3 separate regions of the Homo sapiens genome follow, and all the other regions are linked to region 3. Evidence: read pairs that join two places in POLR2A ChIA-PET (ENCODE). Cell type or tissue: HepG2. All regions are shown on one strand.

What was found. ChIA-PET counts read pairs that join two places held together with the same protein. Peaks named below come from ENCODE experiments on the same cell type or tissue, not always from the same donor. Only the 100,000 strongest peaks of a DNase experiment are listed, where the experiment ranks them.
Region 1: POLR2A ChIA-PET joins it to region 3 with 12 read pairs; 8 of 35 experiments call an interaction of 5 or more read pairs at or near these places.
Region 2: POLR2A ChIA-PET joins it to region 3 with 11 read pairs; 12 of 35 experiments call an interaction of 5 or more read pairs at or near these places.

The regions. Positions count from the first base shown.
Region 1 is chr7:76,104,283-76,112,282 of GRCh38, reverse strand. It overlaps the pseudogene GTF2IP7. Among named protein-coding and RNA genes, the nearest start is that of MDH2, 60 kb to the right of the region's middle. In HepG2, no CTCF peak of the experiment used is centred here; DNase peaks (open chromatin) are centred at 3,162, 3,602 and 5,872; H3K4me3 peaks cover 4,853 bases.
Region 2 is chr7:76,256,038-76,264,037 of GRCh38, reverse strand. It overlaps SRRM3 (serine/arginine repetitive matrix 3), which reads right to left. Exons shown (of 15, transcript NM_001110199.3): 4 at 4,004-4,132; 5 at 3,841-3,921; 6 at 3,135-3,164; 7 at 2,624-2,686; 8 at 2,457-2,492. LOC124901679 (a long non-coding RNA gene) reads left to right here and starts at 4,442. Exons shown (of 3, transcript XR_007060392.1): 1 at 4,442-5,119; 2 at 6,049-6,172. RefSeq lists an enhancer at 2,077-2,600 and silencers at 3,489-3,568, 3,553-3,847. In HepG2, CTCF peaks have their summits at 918 (motif pointing right) and 5,818; DNase peaks (open chromatin) are centred at 927 and 3,707; H3K4me3 peaks cover 776 bases.
Region 3 is chr7:76,161,812-76,169,811 of GRCh38, reverse strand. It overlaps LOC124901674 (a long non-coding RNA gene), which reads left to right and starts at 5,424. Exons shown (of 7, transcript XR_007060385.1): 1 at 5,424-5,801; 2 at 6,395-6,525; 3 at 6,715-6,891. In HepG2, no CTCF peak of the experiment used is centred here; DNase peaks (open chromatin) are centred at 3,111 and 6,861; H3K4me3 peaks cover 712 bases.

The DNA.
Region 1 (8,000 bases), 58 kb after region 3:
TCTCAGGAGCAAGTTACATGACACCTGTGAGGACGAGGGGGAACAAGGTTGTGCTTTACTAACTGCTGATGGTGATGACAGATACACTTGTATAGAGTTTTAGTTCTGTGTTTCATACCATGCACCTTACATTCCAGCCAAATTAAAGAGCTTGACATGAAAAAATTGAGAAGAAAGTAGATTAGGATATGAGCTGGGTATGGTGGCTCATGCCTATAATCCCATCACTTTGGGAGGCCGAGGCAGCCAGATGAGTTGAGGCTAGGAGTTTGAGAGCAGCCTGGTCAACATGGGGAAACTCCATCACTACTAAAAATATAAAAATTATCTGAGTGTTGTAGTAGGTGCCTGTAATCCTAGCTACTCAGGAGGCTGAGGCAGGAGGATCACTTGAACCGGGAGGTGGAGGTTGCACTGAGCCAAGATCACACCATTGTACTCCTTAGGGACAGAGTGAGACTATCTCAAAAAAAAAAAAAAAAAAAAAAAAAATTAGCTTGGGCGTGGTGGTTCCTGCCTGTAATTCCAGCTACTTGGGAGGCCAAGGCAGGAGAATCGCTTGAACCAGGGAGGCAGAGGTTACAATGAGATCACACCACTGCAGCCTGTGTGAGAGAGCGAGACTCCGTCTCGGGGGAAAAAAAAGAAAAGAAAAGAAAAATATATATATATATATGAACAGTACCTTAGGATACGTATTTCAGCTGTAGAGAGAAGCAAAAATTGAACTATCAAAAAATTGTTTTACCTGGGCATGGTGGCTCACACCTATAATCCCAGCACTTTTAGAGGTCAAGGCAGGAGGATCAGTTAAGCCCAGGAGTTTGAGACAAGACTGGGCAACATAGTGAGACCTTGTTTCTATATATTAAAAAACAAATAAAATAAAAAGAGAAATAAAATTAAAAACTTACAAAAAATGTGTTTGTTTGGTTTGTTTGTTTTTGAGACAGAGTGTCGCTCTGCCGCCCAGGCTGGAGTGCAACGGCGCAATCTTGGCTGACTGCAACCTCCACCTCTCGGGTTCAAGCGATTGTCCTGCCTCAGCCTCCCGAGTAGCTGGATTTCAGGTGTGCAGTAGCCTGCCCAGCTAATTTTTGTATTTTTAGTAGAGACGGGGTTTTGCCATGTTGGCCAGGCTGGTCTTGAACTCCTGACCTAAGGTGATCTGCCCGCCTCGGCCTCCCAAAGTTCTGGGATTACAGGTGTGAGGCACTGCGCCTGGCCAAAAGAATTGTTTTTAATGACCAGATAAAAGGCTTAATAATATTAACTTTTTAAAAATCTGTGCAATAAAAAACATGGGAAGTCATGAATATAAATAAGAGCTTAATACAGTGAAATATCTAAACTTTACTAAAGGTAGTACCTAGGCTTTTATAGATGAGGGATCAATTTTAATTCAGCCAAATGACATGTATATGAGTAACTAGTTGACAGTGATTAGGGCTGCAGTCAAGGTGATCACAAAGTGCCATGAGTGCTTGGCCATTTTCACTGAGGGAATGAGGTGACTGCCTCTGACCCCAAGTGTCCTGCCATCCTTTTAGAGTTAAGCCAGACGGTCAGACTGCTGTGGGCTTCCACAGGATGTATTGGCGCTTGGCGTGTGATGTCAGTGGCCTGTGTAGATGAGGTCTGAGACAGCCAGTTCTGGGGGTTTGTTCTTGGCCTTATTCATGCTCTTCTACTGTGACATCCTTGTGAGAACCCTTGGGAGAAATTTCTGATTTTGGTGTCAGAATTTCACCTGAAGAATTAGTTTGCTTTCATGTTTTGAACCCTGAATTATGTGACTGTTTTCATCTTAGTGATGGTTGCTAAAAAGTTTAGTTAGAGACAGATGTATGGGCTGACTCTTGACTAATTTAGACATATTCCAGGAGAACATTTCTGTCTTGTCATCTGTGGCTCTGCTTCAGGTCTCTCTCCATGTGTGATTTTTTTTTTTTTTTTTTTTTGATGTGGAGTCTCACTCTGTTGCCCAGGCTGGAGTGCAGTGGTGCAGTCTCGGCTCACTGCAAGCTCCGCCTCCCAGGTTCACACCATTCTCCTGCCTCAGCCTCCTGAGTAGCTGGGACTACAGGCGCCAGCCACCACGCCCAGATAATTTTGTTTTTGTATTTTTAATATAGACGGAGTTTCACCATGTTAGCCAGGATGGTCTCGATCTCCTGACCTTGTGATCTGCCCGCCTTGGCCTCCCAAAGTGTTGGGATTACAGGCGTGAGCCACCACACCCAGCCTAAAGTTTTTAAAGAATTTTTAAAATATCTATCATAATCTGTCTGTCTATCTATGTATCTCTCTCTCTCTCTCTATCTATCTATCTATCTGTCTTTACTGGAGGTGGGGTCTCACTATGTTGCCCAGGCTGGTCTTGAACTCCTAGGCTCAATCGATCCTCTAGCTGCAGCCTTCCAGAGCACTGGGATTACAGTTATTTGTTATTCTTTTTATTTTCTAGTCTGTTGTGCTGAACTGCATTTATCTTTTAAATAGACTTTAAATATTCTTTGGCAGAAAGTGAGGAATACATACGTATGTTCTACATATAAAATCAGTAAAATCAAATACAAATTATCAAGCCCAATGTTGTAAGGGCCATAGGGAAATAAGCGCATACACGTGGTTAATGACAGTGTGCACTGAGTTTCTGAGGAGTGTGGCTAGCAATAGATACTTAGCACTATAAAGTTGTTTATTCTTATTAAGAGGTTAATGCCACTTTTGGAGATGTATCACAGAGAAGTAACCCAAAAGAAGATAGTCCTTACAAAATTATTTATAGCTATGATGCACAACAGTGAAAGAGGGGAATCAACCTAAATGCACAGTGGTAGAGGAGAGTCGAATAAGTCAGTTAATATAATGGAATGTTATAAAGCCACCAAAAATGTTCAGTGGGTTAGATAAATAGAAGTGTCCATAAAATACGTAAATTATCAAAACATGCATTAAATCTATTTAATAATATGTAGATGTAGCAAAAAGAATGAGATGGTCATGGTGAGACTGCTAGGTAGGAAGGGGTCCCCGGAAAAACTCCAACCGGCCTGTGCAGTGGGGTGGAGCTCCCCGGAAAAACTCCAACCGGCCTGTGCACTGGGGTGGAACTTCAGGATGTTTGCACTGTTGATAGTGGGGAGGAGCCTGGCACGTCTTCTTACTGTGTAAAACCCAGTATTCTAGCTGCTGGCGGAAAGCACTCTAGCAGGGACTCTGGCCTTGTGAGAGTCCCAATAAAACCCTGTCTTACTCACTATTCAAACCGTCTGCGAGCCTAAATTTTTGTGGCCTTGAGACGGACAAGGACCCCATCTTTAGCTGAACTAAGGAAAAATCCTGCAACAGTGGATATTGGAAATAATATTAATGGATAGATTTTACTCTCCTGAAGGATTAATATAATCTGTGAGTACTTTTAGGCTTACTGCCAGTACAAGGAGTGGCTTACTTACTACCGGTACAAGGAGTATATATACTCTCTTGAGCTTTTCTGTCTGTTTGGCTATTTCAGTGCCTCCAGAAAGGGTTGAGAAGATAATGGATCAGATTGAAAAGTACATCATGACTCATCTCTGTAAATATGCGTTCTGTCCAGAACCCCAGTGAGCCTGGAAGACTGGGTGCTATGGGAAATGTCATCAATCCAATGCTAGTGAAAGATGTGACTGGGGAATGCTGAAAAATGCGCACCCCTGGGAGGAATGAGGAAAGATGACATCCACTGACTTGTTATTTTTTTGAGAAGGAGTCTTGCTCTGTTGCCCAGGCTGGAGTGTGGTGGCACGATCTCGGCTCACTGATGATGAGAAGAAAGATCTTGCCATTCAAAAGAGGATCAGGTAGTTGCTTATTTTGTTTTGCTTTATACTTACTACCTACTAATGGAAGAATACATTGGGGGAAATAAGGCACCTGAGTTTCAAACCTTAAGAGAAAGCAACAGCTCATGTTTCTGCTTCCTTAGAGTGGAAGCTTCTCTGTGGTGTCAGAAAGACGAGGAATGTGGTGACCTCACCTATCCATCTCCCTCAAGGCAGCTTTTGGTAAGTTGTGTTTGGTGTTTGAGATTGTTTTCAATCTCTGAAATCTCCAAGGAATAGGGGGACTGTGTTCTTGGTCCATTAACATTTCCTCAAGCAGGAAGCTGTGAATATCTGTATCAAGGCAGGGGATGTCGGCTGGGCCTGGTGGCTCATACCTGTAATCCCAGCACTATGGGAGGCTGAGGTGGGTGGATCACTTGAGGCTGGGAGTTCAAGAGTAGCCTGGACAACATGGTAAAACCCCGTCTCTACTAAAAATACAAAAATTAGCCAGGCATGGTGGCGCAGGCCTGTGATCCCAGCTGTTTGGGAGGCTAAGGCACGAGAATGGCTTGAATCCAGGAGGCGGAGGTTGCAGTGAGCCGAGATTGCGCCACTGCACTCCAGCCTGGCGACAGAGACTCTGTCTCAAAAATATAAATACAAAATTATATATCTATGTGTATGTATATGTGTGTGTATAAACGTGTGTGTGTGTGTGTATATATATATATATATATGTACTGGGTGCCTACTCTATGGTTGGGGCCTATTCTAGATGCTGATACAGTTAATAAAGATCTTTGCCCTCGTGGGGCTTATAGTCTAGTGGGAGAGACAGGCATAAACAAGATAAATAAGTATAATGCATATTATGTTATATGGTGGTAAATGCTAAGGAAAATAATCAAAATTCTCCATATGTTATTAGCTCATAGCACAGGGGTTAAGAGCTTGGGTCCAGGAGGTAGACTTGGAGTTTGAATTCTAGTTCTGCAACTTATTAACCATGTGATTTTGGGCAGGCTGCATTGCGTCTCCAAGCCTCAGTTTCTTCACCTGTAAAACATAAAAAACAATAGTTTCTGCATCAAAAGTTGTCAGGATTAATTGAGTTAATACAGACAGAGAACTAAGAATAGGATGGCAGGGGTGTGAGAAGTCACGGGCTTCAGGGTTCCTAAAGGTTACTGAACTCTGAGACTAAGTTTAGGCTGGTGACCAGGGTCCCAGCACTGGGGTTCATGGAGCTTGGAGGGAGAGGACCCCTGTCGAGACACATCACAGGGGCCTCGGCATGGCAGTGTGCAGTGGAGTCTCAGCACTCTTCAGGATTTAAGCCTAGGTCTAACCTGCTGCGGAGCACAGGGAAGCCACTTCTGTTTCACCTTGAGGCAAGAACAAGGGAAGACCCTGGCCCTTGATTACACTGATAGATAAAACAGAGGAAGTGGATTTGGAAATAATCCACTCATTATATTTTGCGAACTAACAGAGCCTCCACATCAAATTGAGTGGTGATTTATTAAAGGGAAGCCAAGGCCAGGCACGGTGGCTCATGCCTGTAATCCCAGCACTTTGGGAGGATTAGGCGGGTGGATCACTTGAGGTCAGGAGTTCAAGACCAGCCTGGTCAATATGGTGAAACCCCCTATCTACTAAAAGTACAAAAAATTAAATGGGTATTGTGGCAGGCACCTGTAATCCCAGCTACTTGGGAGCCTGAGGCAGGAGAATCGCTTGAACCCAGGAGGTAGAGGTTGCAGTGAGCCAAGATAGCGCCATTGCACTCCAGCCTGGGCAACGAGTGAAACTCTGTCTCAAAGAAAATTAAAATAAATAAAGAGAAGCCACATGGAGGGGTGGAGAGGGAATACTAGCATCAGATGAGCCTGGGTGCTAATTGAAGCTTTACCTTTTTCAGTAATTGGGCAAGTTAGTCAACCCTCTGAGATTGACTTTTCTATGTAAAGTAGCTGTTCCTGTGGATGACTTAAGGGGAGTGCAAACAAAAGTCATCAGAGTTGATGTATGACTCAACTCAGAGTTGAGGATGAAAAGTGGGGATAACACCTGCCTGTACCCTGGTACGGATCATACGATGTTTACTTATTTATTGTGGAGACAGAGTCTCACTCTGCCACCCAGGCCTGCGTGCAGTGGCACGATCATGACTCACTGCAGCCTTGAACTCCTGGGCTCAAGCGATCCTCCTGCCTCAGCCTCCCAAGCAGCTGGGACCAGAGGCACACACCACCACACCCAGCTAATTTTTAAAAAAGTTTTTGTGGAAACTGAGTCTCGCTGTTTCCCAGGCTGGTCTCAAACTCCTGGCCTCAAGCAACCCTTTCGCCTTGGCCTGCAGGGATTTTCAGGCATCAGTTACTATGCCTGGCCAGATCTCATGAAGTTTAAATATGACATAGCATCTAGCAGTTAGACTTGCTCAGTGGAGGCCTCTTTTTTGCCTGGTGGGTTGGCAGGTCCTGTGTGTACAAATGATGTTTACTGGTCTACCCCTCATCTAGGTTTTTAAAAATGAGCATTTTCTCTGTACTGACAATAATGAAATAGTAACAGAATCCATTGTCTTTTTTTAAAAAAGATAATTATATTCAAACTTCTTTTTTTATTTTTTATTTTGAGACAGGGTCTCACTCTTGTCACCTAGGCTGGAGTGCAGTGGCGTGATAATAGCTTACTGCAGCCTCTAACTCCTAGGCCTAAGCGATCCTCTTGCCTTAGCCTCCCAAGCAGGGGTGACTCCCGTGCATCACCACGCCTGGCTAATTTTTATTGTTAGTAGAGATGAGGTTGCATGCCTGTAGTCCCAGGAGCTACTTAGGAGGGTAAGGCAGGAGGATCACTTGAGCCCAGGAGTTTGAGGCTGCAGTGAGCTATGATTGTACCACTGTACTTCAGCCTGGGTGAGAGAGTAAGACCCTGTATATATAAATATATATATTAAAAAAAACAAAAACCAGGCCAGGCACGGTGGTTCACAGCTGTAGTCCCAGCACTTTAGGAGGCCAAGGCGGGTGGATCACTTGAGGTCAGGAGTTCCAGACCAGCCTAGGTAACATGGTGAAACCCTGTCTCTACTAAAAATACAAAAAAGTTAGCCGGGTGTCATGGTGATGGGCCCACAACCATGCCCAGATAATTCTGTATTTTAGTACAGATGGGATTTCACCGTGTTGTCCACGCCAGTCTCAAACTCCTGAGCTCAGGCAATCTGCTCACCTCAGCGTCCCAAAGTGCTCGGATTACAGGCATTAGCTACCATGCCCGGCCAGTTCACTCTTTAGTAAAGTTTTTACAGCAACTTTGCATTCTGTAGTGATTTCAGTCACTCTCAACAAATTCACTTATAGTTATCAATATTTGAACTTTTGCAGGTGTTGTCATAGATAAGACATTTGGCCAAATGGACTCTTGATTATTGCAGTAAAAATTCTGCTCAAATTAGGTAACAGGCATTTGAAGTTTTAAAGTTATGCAAACTGTGTTCCAGAAATTTCACTTCTAGGGATTTAAGAAACAGTCATGATTCTACAAATAAATGTGCTGTAGGGATGTTCATTTAACAAAATGTATACAGGGAAATCCTGTAACAGCCTAAGTATCCCATAATAGAATTCATTAAATGTTATGATACATACATATGATGAAATGTATGCAGCCATTAAAAAATCTGGTGCAGTGGCTCATGCCTGTAATCCCAGCACTTTGGGAGGCCGAGGCGGGTAATCACTTGAGGTCAGGAGTTTTAGACTAGCCTAGCCAACATGGTGAAACCCTGTGTCTACTAAAAATACAAAAAATTAGCTTGACGTGGTGGCCCATGCTTGTAATCCCAGCTACTTCGGAGGCTGAGGCAGGAGAATCGCATGAACCCACGAAGCAGAGGTTGCAGTGCGTGGAGATTGCACCATTGCACTCCAGCCTGGGTGACAAAAACAAAACGCTGTCTCAATTAAAAAAAAAAATTAAGAATATTTGACATGAAAGGTATTTTTACAATACATTAAGTGAAAGAGCAGATTACACCACAGTACATATAGTGTGTTTATATTTTAAGAAAGTAAATATATATTTTGAATATTGGAATTATATATACCCAACTACTAATGTTATCCATTGAGTCATGGAATTACAAGTGACTTTTTTTTTTTTGCTTGTCCCTAT
Region 2 (8,000 bases), 94 kb before region 3:
TATTGGGGTGTGGCCTGATAATCATACCTCCTGTGCCCCCTTCCTCCGTGTGCTCCCAGACTGGCCCAGCCCTAGGCCAGCTCACCAGGGGTTTAGGAAAGAAATGCTTTCCCAAGGGCATGATGTCCCTGCTTTTTTTTTTTTTTTTTTTTTTTTTTTTGTCTTGAGACAGAGTCCCGCTCTGTTGCCCAGGCTGGTGTGCAGTGGCACAATCTCAGCTCACTGCAACCTCCACCTTGCAGGTTCAAGCAATTCTCATGCCTCAGCCTCCCAGGTAGCTGGGATTACAGTAGCCTGCCACCACGTCTGGCTATTTTTTGTTTGTTTGTTTGTTTGTTTTAGTAGAAACAGGATTTCACCATGTTGGCCAGGCTGGTCTCGAACTCCTGGCCTCAAGTGATCTGCCCACCTCAGCCCTCCAAAGTGCTGGGATTACAGATGTGAGCCACCGTGCCTGGCCAATCTCCCTGCTTTTGAATGACATCTCTGGATCCATCTGCAGGGCTGCCCCCTCCCAACTCCCACAGCTTCCTGTCACATCCCATCCAGCCCTCTGGGGCAAGCCCCCCAACCCAGCACCCTCTACCTTTGATGAAAGGCCTGAGAAGCTTCTGGTTAGCCCTCAAAGGTCTCACCCAACCCCAATCCTCAGCCCCATCCTCCCTGGTGCCACCAGATCCCTTCAGTCCTTCTGACCCCAAAACAAAGCCATACTAAGGAACACAGAAATGTGCTCCCACAGGAGCAGAGTGACTGCGGGGAAGGCCCGGAGGCTATGGGTTTGGGTGCTGGAGCCTGCTTTGGGCTTCAGTCTCCCCATTGGAAGTTGGTCTATTCCTAGTTCACTTTTAGGACCTGTCCAGGAAGGATGGGAGCTGGCCAGAGGGTGTGTGTAAGCTAATGGTGGCCACTTGGGGGCAGTAGGGACCCACACTGATCCATAGACACTGGGAGGCCAGGGGAAGATGAAAAATTGGGGACATTGGAGGGGCAGGATTAGGTGTTTATGTAGGCTCCTCCCCTACTTGGCAAATTCCCACTACAAAGAAGGAACTCCAGACTCTGCCCTTCCTCTGGGCTGCTGGAAGGGGGTCTGGCTCTGATGCCACCTCTGGAATGTGACTGCCCCACAACTTCCTTCCGAGCTCTCCTCTCCTCTCCTTTCCCTTTTCCCTTCTTTTCCTTTCCTTTTCTTTTCTTTCTTTCTTTCTTTCTTTTTTTTGAGATGGAGTCTTGCTCTGTCGCCCAGACTGGAGTGCAGTGGTGCGATCTCAGCTCCCTGTAATTTCCTCCTCCCAGTATCAAGCGATTCTCCTACCTCAGCCTCCCAAGTAGCTGGGATTACAGGCACCCGCCACCATGCCCAGATAATTTTTGTATTTTCAGTAGAGACTGACTATGTTGGCCAAGCTGGTCTCAAAGTCCTGACTTCAAATGATCCAGCCACCTCGGCCTCCCAAAGTGCTGGGATTACAGGCATGAGCCACCACACCCAGACTTTGTTTTTTTTTTTTTTTTTTTCTGAGACAGAGTCTCGCTGTGTCACCCAGGCTGGAGTGCTGTGCACTCCACTGCAATCTCTTGGCTCACTGCAACCTCCGCCACCCGGGTTCAAGTGATTCTCCTGCCTCAGCCTCTCGAGTAGCTGGGATTACAGGCGCTTGCCACCACACCCAGCTAATTTTCGTATTTTCAGTAGAGACAGGATTTCACCATGTTGTCCAGGCTGGTGTCAAACTCCTGGCCTCAAGCGATCCACCTGCCTCAGCCTCCCACAGTGCTGGGATTATAGGTGTGAGCCACCGTGCCTGGCTCAGGCTGTTTTCTGCTTTCTCAGCAACCCTCTTCTCCTGCACCACTCTGCCTCCACCTGGACTCCTGCCTTTCACTTCCTCTCCCCTCCCCCAGTCCACCCTGAACAAGCCACTGCCCTGCTCAGAGCTCCCCCACACTAACCCCCAGCCCTCCTGGGTGGAGGATGGCTCCATAACCTGGCAGTCAAACCTGTTGGGAGGCTAGCACCTGTCCCCGAGAAACTCTACCTCTAGCCACAGCTCCCCGACCCTGCCTCCTATCCATGGAGCCCTCCCAGCTCACAGAGGTCCTCCTGCCTCGCGAGCTGTTTCCCTGCAAATTCAGGGTCTCGGTGTTTCTGCTTGTCTAACTGGCACCTCCACAGACAGACACACCCCTTGGGCATTGGACCTGCCATGTTGTCTAGAAATTCTTGGGGTCACCACGTCATGGCTGATGCATGGGGCAGGCAAGGGTTGCAAACAGTTGGTTTTCATGCTCCTTCTCCACTGCCCTGTCCCCGCAGCCTGGCTGTGGGAAGGAACCCTGGAGCTGAAGGATGGAGCCCTGTGGGACCCTCAAAACCCCCTCCCATCATTGCGTCCTTTGGGCTTTGGTCCTTAAGGGACCACTGACCATGTCCTCTGCAAAGCGCCGCTCACCTGTGCCGTCTCTTCCTCCGGGACCCAGAATCAGACCTGTAGGGCGATAAAGGAGTTCTCTTGAGCCTGCCTGGGGTGGCCCAGGGGAGACCTATGGAGGGCCACAGCCCTGGCCCTGGGCCCCACGGGAGGAAGAGGAGGCCCCAGGGTGGGGGCAGCAAGGGTACCTGTCTCGGCGATGCTTCTTCACACTCTTCTTCTTCTTGCGGAGGGGTGAGGAGCTCCCACAGCTGTGGACACAGGGAGGTGGGCTCTAGTGAGCTGGGGTGGGGGGTGGGGGGCTGGAAATGGCTGGAGAGACCTGGGTGCTTGGGACATTGAAGCTGGAAAGGGAATTCCAGGCCAGGAAGCCCAAGGTCCCTTGTACAGAGTGACCCGAGGCCCCAAGGGTCGCCAAGGTCCCTCAGGGTAGTTGATGGCGCTGCCTATGTTGTCCCCACAATTGTGGGGACAACAATGTCCCCCCTGGCATTGTGGGCAAAGATAGTTTCAAACCCAGAAGTCAGAGGCTCCAACGGTGGGATTCACGGCCTCTGTAGGGGCAAAACTTGCACCTTGGCAGTGTCCAGGTGCAGGCCCTGAGGGTCCAGGCCTCCGGCCTCTGGGGGATGGCCTTGGAATCTCTCCCACCCACAGACATCCCCCGCCCTGGCCCCAGCCAGCTCTGTCCCCACTGACCTGCATTCGGACTCCAGTCTCCTCTTTTTGCTGAGGGCAGATGCCAGGAAGAAAGGACAGACGGATGGATGGGGTTAGTTGGGGCCCCAGACACTTGCCAGGGTCTCACGCAGGACAGGGGAGGGTGGACAGAGAGATTCGGGGATGGCAGATGAGGCCCCTCCTCCCCAGGGCCACTCGCACTAGTGTTGGTGGGCACGGGACCCCTGGGAGGGCAGAGGGGGACTGGGAGCAGGTGCTGGTAACACACGGGCCCGGTCAGTGAGTCTGGCTCTGGGGGATTCAGTGAGAGGCAGGTGCTAGAGAAGGGCTCAGTGAGGGGCGGATCCCAGATAAGGGGAGGGGCTCGATGAGGGGTGGGGCCTAGTGGGGAGAGGACCTCGATGAGGGGCGGGTCCTAGAGAAGGGGAGGGGCTCGGTGAGGGGCGGGCCCCAGAGAAGGGGAGGGGCTCCTTGGGGGGCGGAACCTAGCGAAGGGGAGGGGCTTGTCGAGGGGCGGGGCCTAGCGAGGGGAGGAGCTTGAGGCCTGGGGTGGGTTCAGTTACCCGGAGGGCACCTAGTCGGGGGACGGCACGGGGAGGGCGAGGGAGGGGCTCAGAGAGGGGCGGGGCTCACAAATGCTGCATGGTTGTGAGCCAGGGACGGGCATCCGGGGAGAGACCCCACCTCCTCCTCCCTTCCCGCTCCGGTCAGGCGCGGTTCTCACCGGCTTCTCCGGTGGCCGCCTTTCTTTTTCTTCTTTTTCTTGGGAGGGGGCGATGCCGAGCTGCTAGACCAATGCTTGGTCCTGGGGGAGAAGGGGCGGGGGTGGGGGCGGTGAGGGGGGGCAGCCCCGCGCGCCCCCCACCCCCGCCGCGGCGGCCGCTGACCTGTACCCGCGGTGGCCGCGGTAGCAGGAGGCCGGGCAGTCACAGTCCACTGGGCCGTCGTCATCGTCAAAGGGCGCGTACTCCAGGCCCGGCTCAGCGCCCTCGGTCAGCCGCGGGGTCTCCGCCACACTGCCGGCGACAGGGACGCTCACCACCAGTCTCGGGACGACTTTTCTTCACCCCTTTTCTCGGCGCAGGGGGCCTGACCTAGCCCCGCAAGTCTGCGGGCTGCTACCCGGCTGGGGGAGGGGCGAGGGGTAACTGCGGCCCCTGGCCTTACAGGGCTAGGCAGAGATTTGGGGAACCCAACGGGGCACATCCCCTACAGGTCCCCGACCTCACGGTACAATCTTTTGCAAAAAAGAAGGAGATAACCGAGCCCCTTATTTAGCCCGCACCCCTTCTGAGTTCTCACCATCTCAGTAAGCCCCCTCCTCTTTTTTTTTTTTTTAATTTTGGAGATAGGGTCTTGCTCTGTTGCTCAGGCTGGGTTGCAGCGGTGGGATCATAGCTCACTGCAGCCTTGAACTTCTGGGCCCAAGCGATCCTTCCTCCTCAGCCTCTTGAGTAGCTGGGACTACAGGCGTGGACCCCTACCCTGGCTAATTTGAAAAATTTTGCAGAGACGGGGTCTCACTATGTTGCTCAGGCTGGTTTCGAACTCCTGGCCTCAAGCGATCCTCCCGTTTGATCTCTCAAAGTGCTGGAATTCCAGGCATGAGCCACCCTGCAGTCGTGGGTGGGGTGTGTGTGGCTACTCCTTAGATGAGGCTCCTCTTCTTCACTGAATCCCCTCCATATCCTAGCCCCATTCATTGAAGCCCTCCCCCTCAGTGAACCCCCCATTTGATCCCTGTGCCCCTAACCCTACTGTCCTATTCTGGGAACCCCATCCCCACCCCTCCTTTCTCTCACTGAACCCTAATTTCTCTTTTCTTTTCTTTCTTTTTTTTTTCAGTCTCACTCCGTTGTCCTGGCTGGAGTGCAGGGGCCCGATCTCGCCTCACTGCAACCTCTGCCTGCTGCAGTCTCCTGCAATCTCACCTCACTGCAACCTCCGCTTCCTGGGTTCAAGTGATTCTCCTGCCTCAGCCTCCCGAGTAGCTGGGATTACAGGTGCCCGCTAATTTTTGTATTTTTAGTAGAGATGGGGTTTCTCCATGTTAGTCAGGCTGGTATGGAACTCCCGATCTCAGATGATCTGCCAGCTTTGGCCTCCCAAAGTGCTGGGATTACAGGCGTGAGCCACCGCGCACGGCGAACTCTAATTTCTTCCTTTTTTTTTTTTCTTTTTCTTTTTCTTTTTTTTTTTTTTTTTTTTGAGATGGAGTCTCACTCTGTCGACTAGGCTGGAGTGCAGTGGCATGATCTCAGCTCACTGCATCCTCCGCCTGCTGGGTTCAAGCAATTCTCCTGCCTCAGCCTCCCGAGTAGCTGGGACTACAGGCATGCACCACCACGCCCAGCTAATTTTTTGTATTTTTAGTAGAGACGGGGTTTCACCATGCTGGCCAGGCTGGTCTTGAACTCCTGACCTTGTGATCCACCCACCTTGGCCTCCCAACGTGCTGGGATTACAGGCGTGAGCCACCGCGCCCGGCAAACTCTAATTTCTTAAAGAGCCCCTTCCTCCTGGCCTATCTCCGCCCTCCCCGAGCCCTGGCTCAATGATGTGGGTCTTTCCTCACCTGGGTGTCCTAGTCCCTGAGCCCCCTCCCGCTGGCTGAGTGCCTCCCTGCCCCGCTTCCCCTCCTTTCCTCCAGCCCGGCCTCTGTCGCTGAAATATTCATAGCCTCTCCTCGCCCTCCCCTCTGCAGCCTCCAGGGGCCCCCCCTGCTCATCTCTGGCAGCAGGACTGTGCTCATCAATCAAGCCTGGTGGCAGAGGGTGGGGGCCTCCAATACTCCCTATCCATCTTACAGAACTCTCCTTTTCGCTCAGCAGGGACCAGACACCTCCTGTCCCTGCTCCCGCAGCCCCAGCCAGCCTCTGCCACAGATGTTGGCTCCCTACAGGCTCTTCTCAGAGCGCTTCTTTTTTTCTAGAGGTAGCTGGGCTGGAGGCAAGAGCATGAGATTTGAAGCTCCAGACAAGGGCTCATCCTGCACTGTCCTGAGCCGCCTTGTGACCTGGAGCCTGCCGTGTCCCTCTGTGAGCCTCTTCTCGAAGGTGAGAGTGATAACTCCATTCCAGGGCTGTTGGGAGAATTTGCTGAGGTCATAGGTGCTGTGCAGTTTATTTTTTATTTTTTATTTTATTTTTTGAGACAGGGTCTCACCCTGTCGCGAGGCTGGAGTGCAGTTGTGCCATCACAGCTCGCTGCAGCCTTGAACTCCTGGCCTCAAGCGATCCTCCCACTCCAGCCTCCAGAGTAGCTGGGACTACAGGAGCACACCACCACTCCCAACTAATTAAAAAAAACTTTTTTTGTAGAGATGGGGTCTCACTATGTTGCCCAGGCTGGTCTTGACCTCCTGGCCTCAACCCAGGAGGATTGCTCAAGAAATTATCTTGCCTTGGCCTCCCAAAGTACTAGGATTATAGGTGTGAGCCACCATGCCTGGCCTTCTTTTTTTTTTTTTTTTTTTTTTAATTGAACAAGCCTGGAAGTGACCCTCCAGAGACCTGTCTCTAGGGGGGTGGCCCCGACCTTCCATTTTTTATCCAAGCTGGCTCAGACAGTGCCCTCCCCCACCAAGATGGAGGCTTAGCCCTGGTTTCAGCAGAGCTCCCCTTACTTCTGGGTGCTGTCCACCTGGCTCACCCCTTCCCCTCCTACAGCAATAGGGAAAAGGGCTTGGATCGGCAGAGCATTAAGAACATGAGTTTTGGATTTGTCAGAGGCATGTGAACCAGAGCAACTCCATCTTGAATAGGAGCTGTATAAAATGAGGCTGAGACCTACTGGTCTGCATTCCCAGGAGGTTAGGCATTCTGAGTCGCAGGATGAGATAGGAGGTCAGCACAAAATACAGGTCATAAAGACCTCGCTGATAAAACAGGTTGCAGTAAAGAAGCCAGCCAAGGGCCTGGCGGGTGGCTCACGCCTGTAATCCCAGCACTTTGGGAGGCTGAGGCGGGCGGATCACCAGAGGTCGGGAGTTCAAGACCAGCCTGACCCAACATGGAGAAACCCTGTCTCTACTAAAAACACAAAATTAGCCAGGCGTGGTGGCGCACACCTGTAATCTTAGCTACTCGGGAGGCTGAGGCAGGAGAATCGCTTGAACCCAGGAGGCGGAGGTTGCAGTGAGCCGAGATCATGCCATTGCACTCTAGCCTGGGCAAAAAGGATGAAACTCCAAAAAAAAAAAAAAAGAAAAAGAAGCCGGCCAAAACCCACCAAAACCAAGATGGTGATGAGAGTGACATGGCAATGTCAGGAAGTTACCCTTTGTAGTCTAGAAAGGGGAGGCACGAATAATCCACCCCTTGTTTAGCATATCATCAAGAAATAACAATATAAATGGGCAACCAGCAGCCCTCGGGGCTGCTCTGTCTATGAAGTAGCCATTCTTTTTTTTTTTTAAACAGAGTCTTGCTCTTGTCGCCCAGGCTGGAGTGCAGTGGCGTGATCTCGGCTCACTGCAACCTCCGCCTCCAGGGTTCAAGCGATTCTCCTGCCTCATTCTCCCAAGTAGCTGGGATTATAGGCACCTGCCACCACGCCCGGCCAATTTTTGTATTTTTAGTAGAGACGGGGTTTCACCATGTTGGACAGGCTGGTCTCGAACTCCTGACCTCAGGTGATCTACCTGCCTCGGCCTCCCAAAGTGCTGGGATTACAGACATGAGCCACTGTGCCCTGCCTGAGTGGCCATTCTTTCGTTCCTTTACTCTCTTAATAAACTTGCTTTTGCTTTGCACTGTGGACTCCCTCTGAAGTCTTTCTTGAGTGAGATTCAAGAACCCTCTCTTGGGGTTTAGATCAAATCCCTTTCCTGTAACAGATTCACAGAGACAGGTTTGAATCCAGGCATGACTAAGTTCTCGGTCA
Region 3 (8,000 bases):
AGGTGTGCACCACCACGCCTGGCTAATGTTTGCATTTTCTGTAGGGATGGAGTCTTACTATGTTGCCCAGGCTGATCTTAAACTGCTGGACTCAAGCCATCTGCCCACCTCGGCCTCCCAAAGTATTGGGATTACAGGCATGAGCCACTGTGCCTGGCCCTAAGTATTTATTTTAAGCCACTAGGTCTGGAGTAATTTGTTACATAGCAGCAGATAAATAATACACATATTTTCTATAGCGATCACATTTATAATTTAAATTGAATTAAAAAGGCTGGGAGCAGTGACTCATGCCTGTAATCCTAGCACTTCAGGAGGCTGAGGCTGGAAGATCGCTTGAAGCCCAGGAGTTTGAGACCAGCCTGGGCAATATGGCAAAACACCTTCTCTACAAAATACAAAAAAAAAAATTAGCTGGGTGTGGGCTGGACGCGGTGGCTCATGCCTGTAATCCCAGGACTTTGGGAGGCTGAGGCGGGCAGATCATGAGGTCAGGAGATCAAGACCATCCTGGCTAATACGGTGAAACCCTGTCTCTATTAAAAATACAAAAAATTTAGCCAGACGTGGTGACAGGCACCTGTAGTCCCAGCTACTCAGGAGGTGGAGGCAGGAGAATGGCATGAACCCAGGAGGCAGAGCTTGCAGTGAGCCGAGGTCACGCCACTGCACTCTAGCCTGGGCAACAGAGTGAGACTCTATCTCAAAAAACAAACAAACAAACAAAAATTAGCCAGGTGTGCTGGCGTGTACCTGTAGTCCCAGATACTTGGAGACTATGGTGGGAGAATCACCTGAGTCAAGGAAGTCGAGGCTGCAGTGAGCTGTGACTGTGCCACTGTACTCCAGCCTGCATGACAGAGTGAGATTTTGCCTCAAAAAAAAATTTTTTTTTGGCTGGGCGCAGTGGCTCATGCATTTTGGGAGGCCGAGGCAGGTGGATCATGAGGTCAAGAGATCAAGACCATCCTGGCCAACATGGCGAAACCCTGTCTCTACTAAAAATACAAAAATTAGCTGGGCATGGTGGCATGTGCCTGTAGTCCCAGCTACTCGAGAGGCTGAGGCAGGAGAATCACTTGAACCCAGGAGGCGGAGGTGGCAGTGAGCCGAGATCATGCCACTGCACTCCAGCTCAAAAAATATATATATTTTTTTAATTAACAAGTTCTAGTATCTAAAATGAGCAAAATCGTCACGTGTGGTGGATCACACCTGTAATCCCAGCAATTTGGGATGCCAAGGCATGTGGATCATCTGAGGTCAGGAGTTCAAGACCAGGCTGCAGTGAGCCAAGATTGCACCACTGCACTCCAGCTGGGGAGACAGAGTGAGACTCCATCTCAAAAAAAAAAAAAAAAAAAAAAAAAGTAAATATGCATTTGAAAAGAACAGCATCAGCCAGGTACAGTGGCTCACGCCTGTAATCCCAGCACTTTGGGAGGCCGAGGGTAGAGGATAGCTGAGCCCAGGAGTTTGAGACCACCCTGGGCAACATGGTGAAACCCTGTCTCTACAAAAAATACAAAAATTAGCCAACTGTGGTAGTAAACACCTGCAGTCTCAGCTACTTGGGAGGCTGGGGAAAGGATTGCTTGAGTCTGGGAGGTCGAGGCTGCAGTGAGCCATGATTGCGCCACCTCACTCCAGCCTGGGCAACAGAGCAAGACCCTCTCTCAAAAAAGAAAAAAAAACATGCAAAAAGAAAACAAAACAGAACAGCGTCATTTCCTTATCATTAGTTTGAAGGAAGGGAATCACTGGCAAAAGTTTCCATTTTCTTTTTTTTGAGATGGAGTCTCACTCTGTCGCCCAGGCTGGAGTGCAATGGCGCGATCTCGGCTCACTGCAAGCTCTGCCTCCCGGGTTCACACCATTCTCCTGCCTCAGCCTCCTGAGTAGCTGGGACTACAGGCGCCCACCACGACGCCCAGCTAATTTTTTGTATTTTTGTAGAGACCGAATTTCACCATGTTGCTCAAGCTAGTCTGGAACGCCTGAGCTCAAGGGATCTGCCCACCTCGGCCTCCCAAAGTGCTAGGATTAAGGGCGTGAGTTACCAGGCCGGCCCAATTACTTTCTTCAGTCTGAGCATGAGCACTGGAAGAAAAGCTCTCACTCACATGTAATTTTTTTTAGAGACATGGTCTCCCTCTGTCACCCAGGCTGAAGTGCAGTGGCGTAATCTCAGCTCACGGTAACCTCAACCTCCCGGGCTCCAAATATATATATATATATATATATATATATATATATATTTTTTTTTTTTTAGTTGGAGTCTCGGTCTGTCGCCCAGGCTGGAGTGCAGTGGCGCGATCTCGGCTCACTGCAGCCGCCGCCCCCCGGGTTCAAGCAATTCTCTGCCTCTGCCTCAGCCTCCCGAATAGCTGGTATTACATGTGCCCGCCACCACGCCCGGCTAATTTTTTATTTTTAGTATAGACGGCATTCACCATGCTGGCCAGGATGGTCTTGAATTTCCGACCTCGTGATCCACCTGTCTCGGCCTCCCAAAGTGCTGGGATTAAAGGCGTGAGCCACCGTGCCCGGCCCGATCGCTTATATTTTTAAAGAGATGTTTTCTTGGTTTCCTAGCCCCTCGTACCCCCTACAAAGTTCCAAAGGCTTTGATGTTGTTGCAAAGGCCATGAGAGGTCAAGCCGAGGGGTGCAGCTCCCTAATGCGGTGTAGCCTCAGACGGGGCCGATCCTGCCCAGAATGAGCGGCGCCGGGCGGTGGGGGACGCTGCCGGTGTCCCCGGGACCTGGCTGGGGGAGGAGTTGGGGGGGCGCACCTACACAGGCTCAGGTGACGCGAGTGTGCGGCAAGGGCTGTAGCCGGAGCTAGCGGGCTTGTGGTGGCCACTGAGGAGCTTCTGCCCGACAGTGCCCTCCGGGCCACAGCCGCTTGGTGCGCAGCGCCTACTCGCTCAGCGTCAGGCCCTTGCTGCGCCCTACGCCGCAGGCTGGGAAGTCGCGCAGGTAGCAGTAGTACAGGCAGTGGTAAAGCTCGTCCTTGTAGCTTATTGGTGTCGGCGGCCGAGTCGGAGCCTGCGGACACTAACCCGCCGCCTACTGACACTGACCGGCAGTCTGTGGCCACGCGTCTGCGCATGCGCTCTCCTGGAATACCCAGCCGCCGCGCCTCGAGTTCCGATTGGTTCTACAGAAGGGGCGCGCCTCCGCTGACGTCACAGGCGCGGGCCTTCCGGCGACGTAATAGCGCCGGCCTTCGGCGATGTCACAGTGACGCTACAGTGCCTGGAGCTGGGCTGTTTTCTCCTCGGTTTGGAGCCTGGTGACCGTGACTTCCCCGCCATGTTCTGTGTGTTGCTGGCTGGAGAAGGGTAGTTGACAAACTCCGACCCAGCACAGTGTTTCTGTGGGTCAAAACTAGAAAACTATGTCCGGGCTCCGCCGAGGCGGAAGGATCCCTTCAGGCCAGGAGTTAAAGAGCGGCCTGGGCAACATGGCGCGACTCCATCTCTGTAGTCCCTCCTCAGCTTCCCAGATACTTGAACCCCAAGGTTCAAGGCTGCAATGAGCTATGATCCCATCACAGCACTCTATCCTGCGAGACTGAAGTAAACCTTGTCTAAAAAAATAAACTATCCAAGTGTGCAACAGGGAGGGACCGCTTAAAGAAAACATGGTAATTGTATGTTCAAATACTTTTAACAAGTGCAAAATGTATAGGCTTAAATAAATAGGGCTGGCCGGGCGCGTTGGCTCACGCCTGTAATTCCAACATTTTGTGTGCCCGAGGCATTCCGATCACTTGAAGTCAGGAACTCGAGACCAGCCTGGCCAATATGGTGAAACCCCATCTCTACTAAAAATATAAAAATTAGGCCAGGCACCTTGCATCGTTTCAGGAGGCTCGCACCTCCCTAAGGGCCCGTTAATTGAACCCCTCGGACCTGAGGGTGAGAAACCTTGGCTTAGTTCTTCCCAGGGTGATCAGCCCAGGGGTAAGAGAGGAGAGGCCAGAAAGCAGGACCCATGAGAAGGGCCCCCTCCTGGAGTTTGAGGCCCATTCCTTCCTGCCCCTGCGTCTCCTCGGTCCAGGACTCCTCCCTGCTCTGCCCCACTCCTGGGGCCATGGCCACGGGGGGCTGCTTTTGGGTACAGGCCCCAGCGGCAACCCTGGGCCCAAAGTGGGCAGGCTCACCTGGAGGGGATCAGAGTAAAATGGCAAGAAGCGAGGGGAAAAGCCGCCCTGGAAGCGCGCCTCTCTGCCCCCTGACGTCAGTGGGTGCACTCTTCCCTCACCTCACTCAGGCAGCGGCATGAGTTACCTGGGAGCACTGTCCTGCTCCCTCTGCTGCCTCTTTTTAGTCTTGGGGCTACCATAACACTTTCCCTTCCCCAGCCCTCCCAACCTGGTGGGAATTTGGGCTTCCCTCTTACAGGGTCCTGGGGACAGGCGGGTCCTGGGGATAGGCCCGTCCTGTATCATACCTGCAGCGAGACCCTTTTTTTTCTCCAGGACCTGGGGAGCAGCCAGGCTTCATGAGTTAAATGCAGATCTGAACCATACCAAGTTGGGATTGGGGTACACATTCTTCCCATCTGAAAACTAGCTAGGGGTTCCAACTTGGTGAGAGGGAGAGTGGGACAGAGCCAGACCAGACAAGAACTGATCACCTGGAAAAACCTGCCATCAAAGACCTTGACGAGTGCTGGGTGCGGTGGCTCACTCCTGTAATCCCAGCACTTTGGGAGGCTGAGACAGGTGGATCACTTGAGGCCAAGAGTTCGAGTCTAGCCTGGGCAACATGGCAAAACCCTGTCTCTGCTAAAAATACAAAAATTAGCTAGGTGTGCTATGCTCATGTAATCCCAGCTACTCAGAAGGTTGAGGCAGGAGAATCGTTTGAACTGGGGAGGCAGAGGTTGAAGTGAGCCGAGATTGTGCCACTGCACTCCAGTCTGGGAGACAGAGTGAAACTGTGTCTCAAAAAAAAAAAAAAAAAAAGAAAAAAGAAAATGGCTTTGGCAGAGGGGCTGGCCCGGCAGTGCCTTCCCTTGGGTTTCTCCTGGGTAGGCCTCTGCCATGAGGAGGCGCTTCCTTCTGCCTGTTCATGGCCCACAGCAAAGGAATGTCTGCTTCTGGGGGTTGGGTGGGGGACTGCTGGCAGAACTGGAAACCTTCTTCAGGTGGGTTTTTTTTTTTTTTTTTTTGAGACGGAATCTCACTCTGTCACCCAGGCTGGAGGGCAGTGGCGCAATCTCAGCTCACTGCAACCTCCATCCCCCCTCCCCCGTCCCCCCGCGGCCCCCTCCGGGTTCAAGTGATTCCCATGTGTCAGCCTCCTGAGTAGCTGAGATTACAGGCATGTGCCACCACACCTGCCTAATTTTTGTATTTTTTGTAGAGACGGGGTTTCACCATGTTGGCCAGGCTGGTCTGGAACTCCTGACCTGAAGTGATCTGCCCACCTCGGCTTCCCAAAGTGCTGGGACTGCAGGTGTGAGCCACTGCGCCTGGCCCCTTCAGGTGGGTTTTGAGGCTTCACGTTGCTGCTGCAATAAATTACCACACACTTAGTGGCTTAAAACAGCACAGAGGTATTCCCTTACATTTCTGAAGGCCAGAATTCTAAAATCAGTCCCACTGAGTCAAGGTGGGAGCAGGGTCAGTGCCTTCCCAGGCTCTGCGGGAGAATCTGTTTCCTGGCCCTGGAGGCGGCCTGTACTCCTTAGCTTGTGCTGCCCTTCTGGAATGACTCGAGTTTCCTGCTTTCATCACTACACCTCCCACCGCTCTCCATCACCTGCTGTGCTCTTACGAGGATCCAGGTGAGTACATAAACCCTGCCGGGACAAGCTGGCCAAAGACCCTTAACTTCATTATACTTGCAAAGCCCCTTTTGCCATATAAGGTCATGTTCACCGGTTCCCGGGATTAGGATATGGGCATCTTGGGGGCATCAGCCTACTACAGCTAGGCTACAAAACTGTTACACCCTCCTGGTGTTTCAGTGATTGGGAGAAAAAGGGTTGGGATTTTTTGCTTTGGGGTCCCAGTTAAACTTGTATATGTAAGGTCTGGGGTCCCTCTTAACCTTGTGTTTTTGTTTTTTGAGACGGAGTATTGCTCTGTCATCCAGGCTGGCAGTGGCGTGGTCTCGGCCCACTGTAACATCCGCCTCCTGGGTTCAAGCAATTCTCCTGCCTCAGCTTCCCAAGTAGCTGGGACTACGGGCGCCTGCCACCACGCCTGGCTAAGTTTTGTATTTTTGGTAGAGATGGGGGTGGGACTGGGGGGTGGGGGAGGGGAGGGGGGTTTCTACCGTGTTGCCCTTAGCTCAAAGCGATCTGCCCTGCCTCTGCTCCTGAAATGCTAGGATTACAGGCCCGCACCACCACCGTAAAATCTTATTTCCACACAGCTGAGACATGTTTTAGGAAGTTTGCTAAAAGACCCCTGGAGACGTCCTCATTGTGGCCTCCCTGCTGTTGTGTTTAATTTGGTTGATCTTCTCTGCCCTCCTGCTTTTCAGAATTAAAAGGCTAAAAAGAGGTACTAAACTTTAAAACTTCTCTTATAGTCTCCCTTTAAAGTAATTCTAAGAACCACCAAAAAGGGGAAAATTTTTTTCGAAAGCAGTAAAATGATATGGTTTGTTAGGATGTAAAATATAGAAAATAAGTCATTATATGTTATTGCTGCTCTGACATAGGGATGTATTGAGAATCAACTTTTGGTCAGTTTTCAGAGAAATGGAATAATTGTATTGCTGATCTACGTAAACAAGTTGAAGAATTGTCTGAAAGAAAATATGGTGTGTCTGAACTGGAAAAGTCCTGTGATAGTTTGTTCATGAGCATTTACACAATGGAGTTACTGTTCATCATGGGGGTACTGTGGACAAGCCCAGGGCTGCTGGTGAGTCATGCCATCCTTACATGTCTCTCCTTGTAAGGTACTTTGTAGTGTCTGTCTAAATATTAGAAACATTCTTTGTTTCTAGATTGCTAGAAAGCTAAGGAAAAGTTGTATTTCTCTAATTATCAATTAGCATTTATTTTAAACATTCAGCATAGATATTTGGGATTTATTTACATATTTATTGCAAATCCCTGGATCTTAGGGGTTTAATTGAATAGATATATATATACACACATATATATACGTATATATATACACACACATATACGTATATATATATACACACACATATGTATATATATACACACACATATATACATATATATACACACATATATACGTATATATACACACATATATACGTGTATATATACACACGCATATATACGTATATATATATATATTGTTTTTTGAGATGGAGTCTCACTCTTGTCACCGAGGCTGGAGTGCAGTGGTGCGATCTCAGCTCACTGCAACCTCCGTCTGCCAGGTTCAAGCAATTCTCTGCCTCAGCCTACCAAGCAGGTGGGATTACAGGTGCCCACCACCATGCCCCACTAATTTTGTATTTTTAGGTGAGACAAGGTTTCACGATCTTGGCCAGGCTGGTCTTAAACTCTGGACCTTGTGATCCACCCACCTCGGCCTCCTAAAGTGCTGGGATTATAGGCATGAGCCAACTCGCCAGGCCATTTTTTATTTTTTTAAAGTAATTGTTTCTCTCTATCTGCTTTGTTAAATTTGTTAATTTGGCCAGGCACGGTGGCTCACGCCTGTAATCCCAGCACTGTGGGAGGCTGAGGCACGTGGATCACCTCAGATGGGAGTTCGAGACCAGCCTGACCAACATGGAGAAACCCTTTCTCTACTAAAAACACAAAATTATCTGGGCGTGGTGGCGTATGCCTGTAGTCCCAGCTACTCAGGAGGCCAAGGGAGGAGAATTGCTTGAACCTGGGAGGTGGCGGTTGTGGTGAGCCAAGATCACACCATTGCACTCTAGTCTGGGCAAAAAGAGCAAAATTCTGTCTAAAAAAAAAAAATTCGATATTCATCAAGATGCCCCTATTGTCTCTACTTTTATCTTGATGCATTACCTAGTTGAC